Linked DNA regions of Homo sapiens: region 2 is linked to region 1. The links are chromatin loops, found by intact Hi-C in ENCODE. Cell type or tissue: Caco-2. All regions are shown on one strand.

Region 1 (8,000 bases):
ACTCTTGGGAAACTGATCTATAGTCACTAGGCATCTCATGATTAAGAGTGTTCCAGGCTAGGTGCAGTGGCTTATGCCTGTAATCCCAGCACTTTGGGAAGTCAAGGTGGGAGAATCGCTTGAGGCCAGGAGTTTGAGACCAGCCTAGGCAACAGCAAGACCCCATCTGTGACTTATTTCCTTGTAAAGACCACCTGAGGAACTACTTTCCTATGCTACCCCAAATTGTTGCAATGTTCCAGATACTCACTATTGCCAACTCACTGGGACATCTCTGTAGCTGAGTTGAATCTGAATGTCTGCCCCACTTCTGTAGATGAGTCTCTTACTAGAGGCCAACCCTTACTCCCTCGTTTTTTCCTGCTGCTGACTGGAACATAGCTAGTAGAGTCTCAAGACATGTAAGACTAACTTTTTATTGTCTTTCCCCATGTCTAACAGGGCATCTTGTTCAGAAAATAGTTGAATAAGCATGGCCATTTGAAAATTAGTATCAGATTTCACTTTGTTTGAGGGGTCAGATTGATTTACCAAATGAAAACTTGTACCTTGATATCTGTTTTAAATGAGAAAAACTTGAGAATAATGAGTCTACTTCTTCAAAATTTATTATGAAATAAAATGTCAAAAGTTCAAGTTCAGAATGATGTATATTTAAATGCAACATCCAACTTGTTTCATTTTGGTGCTAACAACTTTTGAGTACGTTCCATGAAACCTCAAACAGCTTTTAAATTTTGTCTTTAATTTTGCTATTAAACTATTTCATAGAGACTACAAAGAAAGAAGGAAAGGCAGAAAGAGATAAAGAAAAGGAAGGAAAGAAAGAAGGAAGGAGGAATGAATGAAAGAAAGAAGGAAACACAGAGAAAAAAGAAAACAGAAAGAAAAAAAAGAAAAGAAACCAATTGGGTTCCTTCGTAGTCCCCTGATGGGTCTATTAGTCTCTGGGATCCTAACTCTATTGTAAACACAATATTTGGGAATTTATTTTGAAAGAACTAGAAATTGGGTTTAACTAACATTATTATGTGTCAAGTTTCAGTTGCCAAAAACATTCTGTCCATAGAGAAAAAAAATAGATTGTTTTGCTTCCTAAGGAAATGCATTGAATTTGGAGTATGATGACTGAAAGTACATTGTGTTGGAAAGTTAAATGCAAGTTAACCAAATGCACATGGCATTGAAAATTTCTCTAAATGTTCTTTGTGGATTTCGGTATACAACCTTGGCACCCCCCACTTCTTTTTTTTTCTTTCATCTTTTCTTTTTTCTTTCCTTCCTTCCTTTCTTTCATTTTTCTTTCTTTTTTTCTTCAGATAAGCTTATCAGCCTTTCATAGGGATGTTTTCTGTATCTGGGTCCTAAAGTAGCAAAATAGATTTAGCTGTGAGGGAGTCAATGCAGAAGGAAAACAGTAAGATAGTATGCAGAACAAAATACTGCTATAATTGCTTTAAACGCGGCATCACGAGCTATTTGCATTTTTGTCAATTTGCTTAATTAAGCAACAGAATATTAAAAGTAGCTTTCAAGGGCCTCTCTGTCTCAGCCCAAAGGCAGACATGCAAACAAATAATTAGGATATAATGTAATGGCAAATCATAGTGGAATGAGAGACAAATTGTCTCCTGGATAAGTGAGTCATGAAGGCTTCAACAGTATAAATGATGTTTGAACTATGTCTCAAAGGGTGATAAGAATGTGCTGGATGGAGAGGAAAAGAAAGGCATTGTAGGGCAGTGAATAGCTAGAGCAAAGGCACTAAGCTGTGAAACTGCAGGGCATGTTAAGGGAAACAGTGAATGACCTGGTGTGGTTCTAGAAATATACTATGTTGGGAAACATATACTATGTTGGGAAAAGGGTTCTTGGCATGATGTGACTAGAAAGATAGATTGGAATCAAATGATGAAGAACCTTATATGTAGATCATATGATTTGGGACTTGATCTCAGGGTCCTCTGAAGTTTTTTTTTTTTTTAAATTCACCATATGTTTAATATTAAGAATACACATTTTTTTTTGTCATAGTGAAATAGGCCTTTTGGAGAAGGGACATCTTGGAGTAATTGATTTCTCTGCTGAACTCGGCCATTATTTATACTTTTTCTGAGGTTTCTAACATGATAATATTTCCTTCCATTTATCTACCACCATTCCGATATTGTTCCATTGCCCACTAGTTGTGATCTCCACACATTCATCAAATATTCATAAAGGGATCAGATCACCACAGTATTCCTTTGGCATGTCTGACACAACTTAATTTTAATGACTACTTCTTGTGCATAATTTTTTCTCTCCAGGAGGGTAAGCTTTGCTTGTGCTACCTACTCACCAGGCTCAGAGCTGCCTTGAAATAGAATTTGCAGCCTTCCTCATGTGCCTGTGGTATCATCAACCCAAACTCTCACAGCTTCCTTAATACCCAGCCAATTGCCAACATCCTCTTTCTTCAAGCAACTGGTGATTATCATTGCTTCCCAGAATGTATTTGATCCTTAGAACATCCATAGTTTAAAAAAAATCTTACTAACCAGGCAGTTAACATCCTTTTCATGGTCATCCATGGCTTGGTGGCCTTGGACATATGACCTCCATGTCAATTCAAGCAAGTTCTGCACCCCTTTTAGAGATTAGACTAACTTTTAATAAATATTTATTGAATACCCATTATGTGAGGGATGTCATAGGCATTGAAAGACAATGATGAATAAAACAAATGAGATATCTGCCCTCAGGAGTTTATGGCCTGTAACAGGTGTTGGCAAACTACACCCCGTGGGTCAAATCTGGCCCACCATCTGTTTTTGACTATAAAGTTTTATTGAAACACAGCCATATTCATTCTTTTGTGTATTACCTGTGGCTGCTTTTATGCTACAAAGTCAGAGTTACATAGTTGCAACAGAGGCTATGTGACCTGAAAATCCCAAAACATTTACTATTTCACCATTTACAAAGAGAGTTTGCTAATCCTTGGCCTAAACCAAGCTTCTTGAACAATCTGTAATGAAAGATTAGTTAAAAACTTAAAAAATTATTGTAGACATGTTTTCTAGCTTTTTATAAAAATGAGTTTTTAGAAAAACAAACAAAAAAATCAAACATACAAAATACAAGCTCAGAATACTATGTCAAATTGTTTTACAAGTTTCTAAATACTTAATCTAGTTTCTGTATTTATCTCCTGGATGATGAGTAATAAATAGTTCGCAGACAAGCACCCGTGAGCTTTGAGACCACACTGTGAGTAGTGCTAGCCTAGAAGTTAAGACAGAAATCAAGCAAATAATAACACTAATAATTATCCTAGATCAAATTTTACTAATAGCTATGATAAAAAATCATAAAGTGATATGCGGCTGAATTTTAGGGGAGACCAAGACAGGGTTTTATGAAGGGATGAACTTTGAGCTGAGATTATAGAGTGAATGTGAATTAACCAGACACAAAGTGTGTCTTTGCTGGGGTCTGATGATGTTAAAAGAACAACCATGGCAATGGAAATACATGTGCAAAAGCCCTAGGTGGGAATGAGGCAGGAGAACAGGGTCTAGAGGCAGGGAACCTAAGGCTGTTTCTTGCCGACTTCCTAGAACTAAAAAGAAAGGAAAACCCTAACTTTCCATGCCTAAGTAACAAAAGGACCAGAGGCTACTCCCTTTGCAAACCCCCCATCTTTTCTGGGCGGCCGATGGGAAATTGGCTGTCGGCAACAAATCATACTGCCAGTCTTCGTTTGCAACTTTGTAACTTCACTCCAGCCTCTGAATGGTTGCTGTCCACAACCAGTCAGACTGATTGCGGGCGGAGTCTTTGTTTGCATAGAGGTATAACTTTGTAACTCACCTTAGCCTCTGATTGGTTGCAAAAAGCAATGTTTGCACAGGAGTGTGAACTTTATAATTTCACTTCAGCCTCTGGTTGGCTGCTTTCTGCAACCAATCAGACTGATTGCGGGCTACCACTTCATTTACATGAGGTGAGTATGAAGTGGCCAATGGGAAACTTCTAGTGGGTATTTGGACCCAAGAAGATTCTGTATCCTGGCCCTTGAGCAGCTGTTGGGGCCCCTCCCACACTGTGGAGCGTACTTTCATTTTCAATACATCTCTGCTTTTGTTCTTTTGTTGCTTCATTCTTTCTTTGCTTTGCTGGGCGTTTTGTCCAGTTCTTTGTTCAAAACGCCAACAACTTGGAAAACTTGCAGTCAAGACCCTCTACTGGTGACAGGCAGAAACTTACTATGTGTCTGTAACTGTTTTAAACACTTTATGTATATTTCTCCTTTAATACCCTCTTCAGTCTATAAGGTCATTATCATCATCTCACTCATGCTTTTCATCATAAATTAAGCAATTCATTAACATGCCCTTTTTATCATCTATTTTATATATGAGAAACCTGAGGAGTAGAGATGTGAAATAACTTATTCAAAATCACTTAGATGGCTAGTGAGGCATAGAGTTGGAATTGGTTTCCAGGGGTATTTGATATCACAGTCTGTGCTTTCATCCATTGTGCTATGCAAGTATCATTTTTAATCATAATAACCCATGATTTCAACCCTGGAGGCATTTGCCTCTAGTTTCCAGCAATCCTAAACAACTATCTTAATTTTACTGTCTTCCTTGGCAAAGCTAGAACATATAATTAGCTTTATCAAATTTCCAACAATTTCCACATAAGTGGAGAACCAGGCTAGTCAATGAAGACTAGAATTAGGTGCCACAGCCTTTGGTAGCACCTAGTAGAAGAGGTATATGGCTTGTATCAGAATTAGGTTTATCTGTGAGTAATAGAAACCCTAAATGACACTTGCTTCAAGACTCTAACTTGTTTCTTTATTATGTAAACCTCCCCAGACGAGAGCTTATCCAGAGCTGTATTCCAGGAAGTCACCAAGGCCCGTATCTTGTGTTCTGACATCTGTAGCAAGCCATCTCATAATCCAAGATGACTGGACACTGTATTCATTTCTCAGGGCTGCTGTAATAAAGTCCTACAGACCAGGTGCAGTGGCTCACACATGTAATCACATCACAGCACTTTGGGAGGCCAAGGCGGGAGGATCACCTGAACCCAGGAGTTTGAGACCAGCCTGGGCAACCTAAGGTGACCCCTATCTCTACAAAAAAAGATTTTTAGGCCAGGAGTGGTGGCTCATGCCTGTAATCCCAGCACTTTGGGACACCAAGATGGGGGAATTGCTTGAGGTCAGGAGTTTGAGACCCATCTGGTCAACATAGTGAGACCCATCTCTATTTTTTTTAAAAATATAAACATATATTTATATATACTATATGATTATATGTAATATATATTATGTATTAAATGATATATAATATATACTATATAATATATATGTTAAATATGTATACCTTTAGCCAGGCATGATGGTGCACACCTGTACTCCCAGCTACTCAGGAGGCTGAGGTGGGAGGATCAGTTGAGCCTGGGAGACTGAGGCTGCAGTGAGCTATGATCACGCCACTGTACTCCAGCCTGAGTGACAGAGTGAGACTCTGACTCTAAATAAATACAGTGCTACAAGCTAGGTGGTTTAAAATAACAGAAATTTGTTATCGTAGCTCTGGAGGCTGAAAGTTCAATGGTAATGTGTCCGGAATTGGTGGATTCTTGGTCTCACTGACTTCAAGAATGAAGCCACGTACCCTCGCGGTGAGTGTTACAGTTCTTAAAGACGGCCTGTCCGGAGTTTGTTCCTTCTGATGTTCGGGTGTGTTGGGAGTTTCTTCCTGCTGGTGGGTTCATGGTCTCCCTGGCTCAGGAGTGAAGCTGCAAACCTTCGCAGTGAGCGTTACAGCTCTTAAGGCGGGGCCTCTAGGAGTTGTTCTTTCTTCCCGGTGGGTTTGTGGTCTCCCTGGCTTCAGGAGTCAAGCTGAAGCTTCAGACCTTTGCAGTGAGTGTTACCGCTCATAAAGTCAGGGTGGACCCAGAAAGCAAGCAGCAACAAGATTTATTGCAAAGTGCGAAAGAACAAAGCTCCCACCCAGAGGAAGGAGACCCAAGGGTTGCCACTGCTGGCTCCAGCAGCCTGCTTTTATTCTCTCATCTGGCACCGCCCCCCCCCCCCCATCCTGCTGATTGGCCCATTTTACAGAGAGCTCATTGGTCTGTTTTACAGAGAGCGGATTTGTCCGTTTTGACAGGGTGCTGATTGGTGTATTTACAATCCCCTAGCTAGACATAAAGGTTCTCCAAGTCCCCACTAGACTCAGGAGCCCAGCTGGCTTCACCCAGTGGATCCTGCACAGGGGTCACAGGTGGGGAGCTGCCTGCCAGTCCCGCACCATGCGGCCACACTCCTCAGCCCTTGGGTGGTCGATGGCACCGGATGCCGTGGAGCAGGGGGCGGCGCTTGTCGGGGAGGCTCAGGCGGCGCAGGAGCCCACGGCGGGGAGAGGGGGGAGATTCAGGCAGGGCTGCAGGTACAGAGCCGTTCCCCGCCGGGAGGCAGCTAAGGCCCAGCGAGAAATTGAGTGCAGCGCCGGTGGGCCAGTACTGCTGGGGGACCCGGCGCCCCCTCCGCAGCTGCTGGCCCGGGTGCTAAGCCCCTCATTGCCTGGGGCCGGCAGGGCCCGCCGGCCGCTCCGAGTGCTGGGCCCGCCAAGCCCACGCCCACCCGGAACTCTAGCTGGCCCGCAAGCACCGCTGCAGTCCTGGTTCCCGCCCGGGTTCCCGCCTGTGCTTCTCCTTCCACACCTGCCTGCAAGTCCAGGGAGCCGGCTCCGGCCTCTGCCAGCCCAGAGAAGGGCTCCCACGGTGCAGTGGCGGGCTGAAGGACTCCTCAAGCACAGCCAGAATGGGCGCTGAGGCCGAGGAGGCACCGAGAGCGAGGGAGGGCTGCCAGCACAGTGTCACCTCTCAGTAAGGCCTTGCCATCACCAAGGTTTTCTCTGAAGAATGTGGGAGATGCTGCTACTTTGCCTCTTCTAGCTTATGCTCTTTGCTGGCATTCCTTGATTTCCTTGGCTGGCAGATCCATTGCTTTTATTTCTGTCTCTGTCATCACATGACTTTGTTCTGTCTGTGTCTCTCCACATCATCTGCCCTCTGTGCCTGTCTTTGTGTCTTCACATGGCATTCTCCCTGTGTGTTTCAATTTTCCTCTTCTTATATTTCTTCTTCTGGAAATATAATGACCTATTCTTAACTTGGTTAAACCTATAAAGACCTGTTTTCAAATAAGGTAACATTCACAGGTACTGGGGATTACGATTTCAGCTTTTTTTGTGGGGAAGGAGGAGGTTGTAACAATTTAACCCATAACATGTTCCAAAATCATGTTTACATTCCAACTTTCATAAATAGGAGATCATGCCTCTTTCCCTTAAGAATACTTTCTATTATATATGATGTACAGAAAAATTCTGCTTATACTGGTCCTGTATAGGTGCAAATGAGTTGGTCAGCTTTGTGCCCAGCTAAATCAGAGGTTCTGGTACTAAGGAAGAAGGAATGCATCCATATTGAATGACAGCAAGCAGTACCTGCCATATGGTCTACAATTACTCTTCACACCTGCTACACTTTGTCATTTCTTGATCTATTGGATTGCAATGTTTGACACTCCCACAGAAAGCTACTTCATCACACACATCACCTGTTTTAGGCTGGAACAGAGATGTAGGGCTCCCTGGAAGTTTTTAACAAGCCACTACCATGGTGTAGTGGGGAAATACAATTGGAATCGGATTGTAGTTGTATAACTTACTGATGTGATCTTGAGCTATTCAGTAAGCTCTAAGTCTCAATTTCCTCATCTGTAGATTGGGGATAATCATTTCTGCCTCATGTAATTGCTATATGGCTTCAGTGGGATAGTATTTGAAAGTTCCTGGCACAAATCAGATACGTTTTAACTGTTTGTTAGATACGGATCTAGGAAGGAGAAGCAGGAGGAAAAGAAAAAAGGAAGGAGGTGGGGGAGAAAAATGGCTTTCTTGACATAACAGTGTCATTTAAAGAGA
Region 2 (8,000 bases), 100 kb before region 1:
GCTTGAATCTGGGAGGTGGAGTTTACAGTGAGCCAAGATTGTGCCACTGCACTCCAGCCTCGGCGACAGAGCAAGACTCCGTCAAAACAAAAACAAACAAAACAAAACAAAAAAAACCCTCCACCAGCAAAAAGACTATGACTGGCTGAAGGCTCATATAATCACTAGCATTTGTTTTTAGCAATAAAGCATTTTTAAATTAAGGTATGTACTACAGCATTATGATTTTTTAAAGATATAATGCTACATTACATTTAATAGACTACGGTATAGCATAAACACAACTTTTATATGCACTGAGAAACCAAAAAAAATTGTGTGACTCACTTTTTTGTGGTAGTCTGGAACCAAACCCACAGTATCTCTAAGGTATGCCTGTACTCATGAAACTGTATTAAGGAAGCTTAGGAGGAAATGTTCAAGGTTTAATGAAAGATATGAAGAGTTAAGATGCAGGAAGAAGACATTCATGAAGATAAACACCACAGATTCAAGCAGCAGACTGGGAAAAGAAAGATGACAATTTTATTTGTTTTGGATATGCTGAATTTATAGGTGTCTGTACACCTATCTAACCATATAGATCTGGAGCTGTGAAAATAAATGTGGGAAGAAAATGTCAATTTGGGAATTATCTGCATTGAGGTAATAAAACAATGGGACTTGAAATCATTCAGGGAAAGAGTGTAGAGAAGTGATTTTGAAAACAGTAAGGAAAGGGGTAAGATTAAATTATGATCAGGATATTGTGCTTGGAAAACAGACATTTGTGATACCTTAGTCAGTAAACAGCTAGAAATAGAAAGTTCAAGACACCATCTAGTACAGAAGACAAATACAAAAATAGATGATTATATCAAAAGGAATATGGTAAGACAATTTCAGACACGTCCACTGGTTTTTATGAGAGCTGAGAAAAGGAGAACTAAGAAGGAATGGTGGTCGTCAGGGAATATTTCCTGGAGGTGATTCATATATTTGAGTTTAACATAAGAACAAGTGAAAAACAGGTCTGGTATATAAAGACGCAAAGCCAAATACGGTGAGGTAAGCAAGATCCAGAATAGGGTCTTATCTGCCATCTTTTGAGTAATCCTTTGACACTTAAGATAAAAGACTTTCATGACAAATTGGTAATTTTTAAAGTTTCTCCATTTGAAGAAGGTGATTACACTGGCTCTTTGAAAGACATTAACACACAGAAATAGCTATTCTCCAATAAATGAAACACTGCTAATTTTGATTTTAAATGTATATACTTTTAAGTCGACATAAGAAACACCAACAAAATACCAATACCAAAAGCAATTAATGTTAAATCTGCTTGTTCTTTTGTTTATAAATGTTTTTGAAATATTTTAATATAAATTAAATGCTAAAAGCATTGCCGCAAAATATATATCATATATCAATCTCAAATTAGTGGTGTAAATTGTTCAAACTGTTGTCCTCAACATTTATAAAGTACATACAAGAAACTGGCAAAGCATGCCCATAAAAATATTGTTGCTAGGAGAATCAAAAGCTAACACATGTAGCACATTAAGAAAAACAAGACTTGCTGACTTAAATTTCTGACTAAATTTGGTCAGTTTACTGAACCATATAAGGAAAGAAGCAGAACGGCTCAAATACACTTTCAAAATCTTATCTGACATGGTTTACCTTCAAGTTTTTCTTGAATGTAAATGCAGAACAATTACCAATAATAAATGGCTGTGTGAAGACAGTTTTGTCATTTAATTCCACGTACAGGCAGCTTTGTCAACTTGAGTTGTAAACTGATTCAAGTACATAAAACTTTAGTTTTTATTGTTCCACACATGTTCATAAGGAAAAAATTGAGAAGCCTGCTAACAAAGAGTTAACAAGGTGTTTATACAATGCTCAAAGCAGACAGAGTCCATGACTTAAAGACAGATCTTGAGATGTGTAGCTTGAAAAAACATTAAATTTCATTCCTAAAATAGAACAAGTATGTTTAAACAAACATAATTAAATTGAGTAAACTTGCCATCACAAAACAAGTAGCATTTGAAATAAATTCTAACATTGTTATATTCCTTTTCTTGAAATTATTTTTGTTAAAAGTACAAACTCTAGAGCCAGACTGTCTGGAATTAATCCAGTTCTGCCATTTACTGGTTGGGTGTTCTTGGGTAAACTCCCATCTTGTGTGCCACAGTCTCCTCCTGAAAATGAGGATAATAATAGAACCCACTACCTCAAAAGTTTACTATGAGAAATATATGAATATATACAGCGCATAAAGTAGTACCTGTCAAAAAGTTAAACACTATTGTTTATATAGTCCATGCTAATTCTTCCCCATTTAAATTATTTTCTCCTTTTTATATTATTATTCTAGAATGCATTTTTATCCCACTATAAATTATGAAACAGTTAAATGGCAAAGAATTGTCAAATATTCCTTTTAGTGCCACTTTTGGTGGCAGGTGGCAGGTAAGAGTCCCACCTGCCAAAAGTTTCTAAGAGGATGGTTAAGTTTTAAAAGATGCCCTAAGAAAATCTTAGGGATTACAAACATCCTTCAAACAAACTTTTCTGCAAACTCATTCATAAGTTTATATATGATTCAGAAGAGCAAAGCAAAAGAAAAGAGTTGTATAAATGTAATTATAACAATTTAGGTGAAAATGAAATTATAGTCCATTACCCGAAATGCTTGCAATTTGTGCCTAATCATTAGGAACAGCTAATTATTGATAGGTAATAGGCAAATTAGTTTGAATTACTTTGAATACAGAAGTTCTCTTAGTCAATTTCCTCTTCACAGAAACAATTCCTTTTTTGTTTGTTTTTTGTTAGAGATAGTGTCTCACTATGTTGCCCAGGCTGGTCTAGAACTCCTGGCCTCAAGCAATCCTCTTGCTTTGGCCTCCCAAAGTGCTGGCATTACAGGTGTGAGCCACCACATTCAGCCAAACAGAAACAATTCTTTATGACTCTTACGACAAGCTCAACTGGTACAAGCAGAAATTGTGTGTATATACTAGAAAATATTTCATGCCCCAAGCATTCAGGGCGACATAAATGTCAGTATGTTTAAAGAGGAACTGAATTGGATACTGTCCAAGCAATGTTTTTGTTCTATTTTAAAGAAAACTGAAGTGGGACATTTCAAAGGAGGAATTATGGGTGTGGTTTACACAAGAAAGACAAAGAAAAACTCCAAGCAGTACTCCTATACTAAATAATAAAAAAGAAAAACCTAGCTCTTGCATTAGAATACTGGCAAATGAAAAGCAAGTACAATTTTAGGAGGCCGTCTATATTTAGTTATGAAAACAAAGAGTCCAGCATTGCATTTAAATTGACCTTTTCTCACCTTTCTACTACCTCAGGTGTGAAAATCTAGATGTAAAAACAGAAATCTATCCACACAATAATTAAATATTCAAATGAGATTCAAATGACAAGATGACTAGAACAAGAAATCCAAAACATACACAATGGCTAGACCATAGGGAACTCTTCATTTGGACAAACAAAAGTTGAGGCTTATATATAGTATCTAAGAGTAATTATAGAAGAACAGTGTCTGACAAAGAGAGATCACAATATATATTTGTTGACTGAATGAACTAGACATAGCAAATACAGGATATAAAAAAATCTGACGAAAACAATTCAAGACAAAAAACCCACAAAAGTTTCTAAAGAAAAAGTAATTTAATTACTGTATAAATATTCATTCAACAAATACTATATATTTGAATGAGAATGCCAAAAACTAGAAACCACAAATATCCAAAGATTAAAATATGCTCTTTATCTATTCTTGTTACATAGCTCTGTTATTTCCTTTACTGATAAAAATCTATAAAGTAGTACATTGAACCTAGATTTTTAGAAGCCAACACTTTTATTTGGGGACTTAGTAAGGGCACAGAATTTCTTCTGGAGTTTAGTCATTAGGGATACAAAATAAATTGAACTTCAGGGTCATTCTTTCATGAATAATTTTTACTGACTGCCTACCACATATAACGTAATGCAGTAAGTCATTCATTTTGGTAGATACAAAGACCAACACTAGAGGGCATATTTTCCTGTTTCCTTTGTGCACAATGCCTAGCATACAGCAAATACATAATACATATGTAGTGAACCAAAATACTAATTTCTTAAATAAGTAGGCATTTATGACCTACTGTGTGTATGTATACATAAAACTGTATTAAGTACTGTGTAAGACATGCTGACTTTATTAGTATTTTATGTATTTCCACTCTTCTCCTGGCTAGATTATAGTTCCTTAAGAATAGAAACTGCCTTACACATTCCATAATTCCTGACAGTGCTATTTCAATAAATTTTTGTTGATGAACTAAAATAAACAATCTTGTCCACAGGATGCCCAATTAAGAAAAAAAGATAAGCAAGTAAGTAGAAAAATGCTATGAAATTTAACAGCGATATAGCGAAATAAAGGAAAACTCAATATGTGAATGGAAATAAGTTATAAGAAAACTTTTTGGAGAAAATAAATGTTATGCAGGTCTCATTACTGTCTGCACTCTGGAGACAGGGTGGAAGGCAGATACAGAGAAAGGTTTCCTTGCTGAATTCTATCGTTTATCAGATGTGGTTCACAAACTCAGCTAGAGGGGTTTAATCAATAAATACACTCAATAAATATACTAATGCGAAAATTTTAGTTTCAGGGAAACAAAAGCTTCTACTTACTATTTACTTAAAAAACAAGTTACAAAAGAATACTCATAATATGACACAATTCTTGCTGTTGCAATGTCTAATGAAAAGCCTGGAAGACTACACACCAAAGCGTTAATTAACACTTTAAGTCATTAACCTCTTAAAGTCACTGAGTTATTTCCCAAAAACATCTCTACAGTAAGGACATAAAATTGTTACAGTCTTCCAAAACAAAACATTAACATAGTTAATACACATAGTTGTTAACTAATTGTTTCTTGATGAAACAGTGTTCAGCAAAACAAGTGGGCCATAAAGAGAACAGATTAATAATTCAACAATTATTTACTGAGTGTCTGCTACAGCCAGACACTATGCTGGCTGGTAGGAATACAATGGTGAAGTATACAGACCAGATACCTGAATTCACACAGCTTAGAGTCCAGCACAAGACACGTAACTAAACACACAACAACAAAAAGAGCTATGATAAATGCTATGGATTTAACTAAAGTACTTAACCAATATTTGGGGGAGAGGAGAAATCAAAATCTCTGAAGGTGGTGCCCAGAAATTTCCTCTTTAAAGAAGTTGCCCATCTAACTTGTAAAATACATTAGATTGTGAACCACTGATACCCACAGTAACCAAAGCTAGAGGAATAAATAACAAGGCACAAGCAGCATGTGTAAAAAGTGATCAGAGAAAGCTACATCAGAACCCAGAGGGCATGAGTATTTAAGAAAGGGGAAACAACAGAGGGTTGAGAAGCAGTAGCTTGAAGAGGCAGGAGGGAAAGAAATAAAATGCAGTTACATAGAAGCAAGGGGAAAATGGAAAATAGAATTATAAGAAGTTCTTCCTAGTAAAAATGGCAGAGTGAAGCCACATTTTACAGAATCCATGTCCTAAATAAACACTAACCCTTACTTACATAGCACTTTTATACGTGCCATGGAACTGTTCCAGGTAGTTTACATATACTAATTCATTTAATCTTCACAACAACCCAGTAAGTGAGAACTATTACTACCATTTAACAGATGATAACTGGCAAAATTCAGGATTTTAACCCAGCAGTCTGGCTTCAGCATCTGTACCCCTAACCAATAGGCTACACAACTAAACAGCAGCAGCAAAAGGTAAAATAACACCCCAAAACAATTTGGTTCTATCTATCAAAATTCAAAGGCACATATCCCTTGACAGTGCAATTTCATTCTAGGAATTTATTCTGCAGATACAATCACATGTGCAAAATGACATGTACAGAATTATTTGCTAAGTTCTGGTAAGTGTAAAACTGGAAACAATTTAAATGTCCATCAATAAAGAACTAATTTATGGACTAATATGAAACAAATTCCTGGATATTTTGCAAAGTGAAAAGAACAAATGTAAAACACGAGTAGTCTCTGACCAATGTGATATATTTTGTGTGTGTGTATTTGTTCACATATGGATTATCTCTAAAAAGATACAGAATAAACACTATGGCAATTGTGACAGAACATGTCCAGTTCAACTGAAGGCCCTATAAGGGAGTAGGAAATAGAGCCCTAGTAAATGAATGTCACAGCAAGGAATGGCCTACATAGTAACATGCAGAAGAGAAAGCTGATGGGCTCTCACTTTGCTTCTTTCTCCACCAGCCTAGTGATAGAAAAGACAACAAAATCCAGGCTCTGAGCTGCTCCCCACTGGGTTCCTCATGCCAAGTGAGCCACAATGACCACCAACACATGAGGTAGGGAGACACTGACTGGGAAATAATATCTCCCATATCCCTGTATCTTTATCTGGTTTACAACATTTGTACTGTTCACTTGCTATTTTGATACAATTCTGCACTGGTTCTAAACTTTTCTTGCCAATCCTTGAATACAAATCAGCCCTCTGTAGTCTAACCTAATTCAGCAACTATGAACAACACATACTACAGGAAGAAAAAATTAAAAAGAAATGGTGGGGTTGGGGTTAATGTGTCTTGGTTTGTTTGAGCTGCTGTCATTTTTAAAATATCATAAACTGGGGGACTTATAAGCAGCAAACATTTATTTCATAATTTTGGAGTCAGAAGTCCAAGATCAAGGCACTGGCAGATTCCATGTCCAGTGAAGGTCTGCGTCCTGACTCATATACGTATCCTCATATGGTGGAAGGGCAAGCAGCTCCCTTGGGCCTCTTTTATAAGAGCACTAATTTCAATTTAAAAGGGTTCTGCCCTCATGACCTAACCATCTCCCAAAGGTCCCATCTTCTAATACCATCACACCTTGGGGTAAGGAATCCAAGATATGAATTTTTAGGCATGACAGAAATATTCAGACCATAGCAGTATATAAGCATGTAAAACTTCAGATAGAGACAGCAGTGTGGAAGAGGACATAACTTGAAAAACCAAAGAAAATGCCCTACATTTTGAGGCTACTTAATAACATTGAATAAAATAAGAGATCAAAGGTGGATGATAAATCTTATTTAACAACAAAATAAGCACGGTTGAAAAACTCATACAAAGTAAATTAGAAAGGATTTAAATATCATACACTCTAATAAGGTAGAAATAGTAACATGGCTAACAAAATGAGATGAAGATTAAAATGGATGAGTGCTGACTTCCTCATCTTCCCCAGTAAGCAACTAATTGAGTAAGTCCAAAATTGAAATGTAGTTAAAAATTATCCTACACAAAAATATCCACTGAAATGTTTTCAGGCCTATCTTCTAAATCTTAAAGAAATCCTTAAGAAAATACTCTCTCTAGTTGTAAAGGAAAATTTACCCAAATTTGAACCGTTACTTCAGTCTTCTAACATTTTTTAATTAAAATAAGCATATGTAATATGCATCCTTTTTAACAAAAGTATATCAAAGGATTTGTATAAAGAGATTCTGAAAAGATGCTTTCTAATTAAACAATGGTTAGTTACGGACAATCAACATTAATTGAACAACTTACTTTTTAACATAAAGCATGGAGGCCTAGCTCAAAACCGTTTTAAAAGAGAGCCAAACCTTGCCTGCAATAAACTCATAGGCCATCAGACATAAGCATACACATAGATAAATTTCTAATATTAACTCTCTAATCTCAAATTCTCCTTACTCCAGTATACATAGGTAACTTCAGAAACCTCAAGAATACACACACACCACCCACCCACACCCACCCACACACACACACACACACACACACACACACACACACATTCACTCACTCTCTCTCTCTCTTTCTCTCTCTCTCCAATTGAGAAAAAGGGGAAAGGTTTTGGAAGAGAAGGGAAATTTTTTTTGTCATGTCATGACATGGAAAGAAA

What was found. Peaks named below come from ENCODE experiments on the same cell type or tissue, not always from the same donor. Only the 100,000 strongest peaks of a DNase experiment are listed, where the experiment ranks them.
Region 2: it touches region 1 in a loop (2.6-fold over the local background); 5 of 110 quality-filtered maps call a loop at or near these places.

The regions. Positions count from the first base shown.
Region 1 is chr12:79,986,895-79,994,894 of GRCh38, forward strand. It overlaps the pseudogene SNRPGP20. Among named protein-coding and RNA genes, the nearest start is that of PPP1R12A-AS1, 56 kb to the left of the region's middle. In Caco-2, no CTCF peak of the experiment used is centred here; a DNase peak (open chromatin) is centred at 3,897.
Region 2 is chr12:79,883,052-79,891,051 of GRCh38, forward strand. All of the region lies in intron 1 of PPP1R12A (protein phosphatase 1 regulatory subunit 12A), which reads right to left. Among named protein-coding and RNA genes, the nearest start is that of PPP1R12A, 48 kb to the right of the region's middle. In Caco-2, a CTCF peak has its summit at 4,080; no DNase peak of the experiment used is centred here.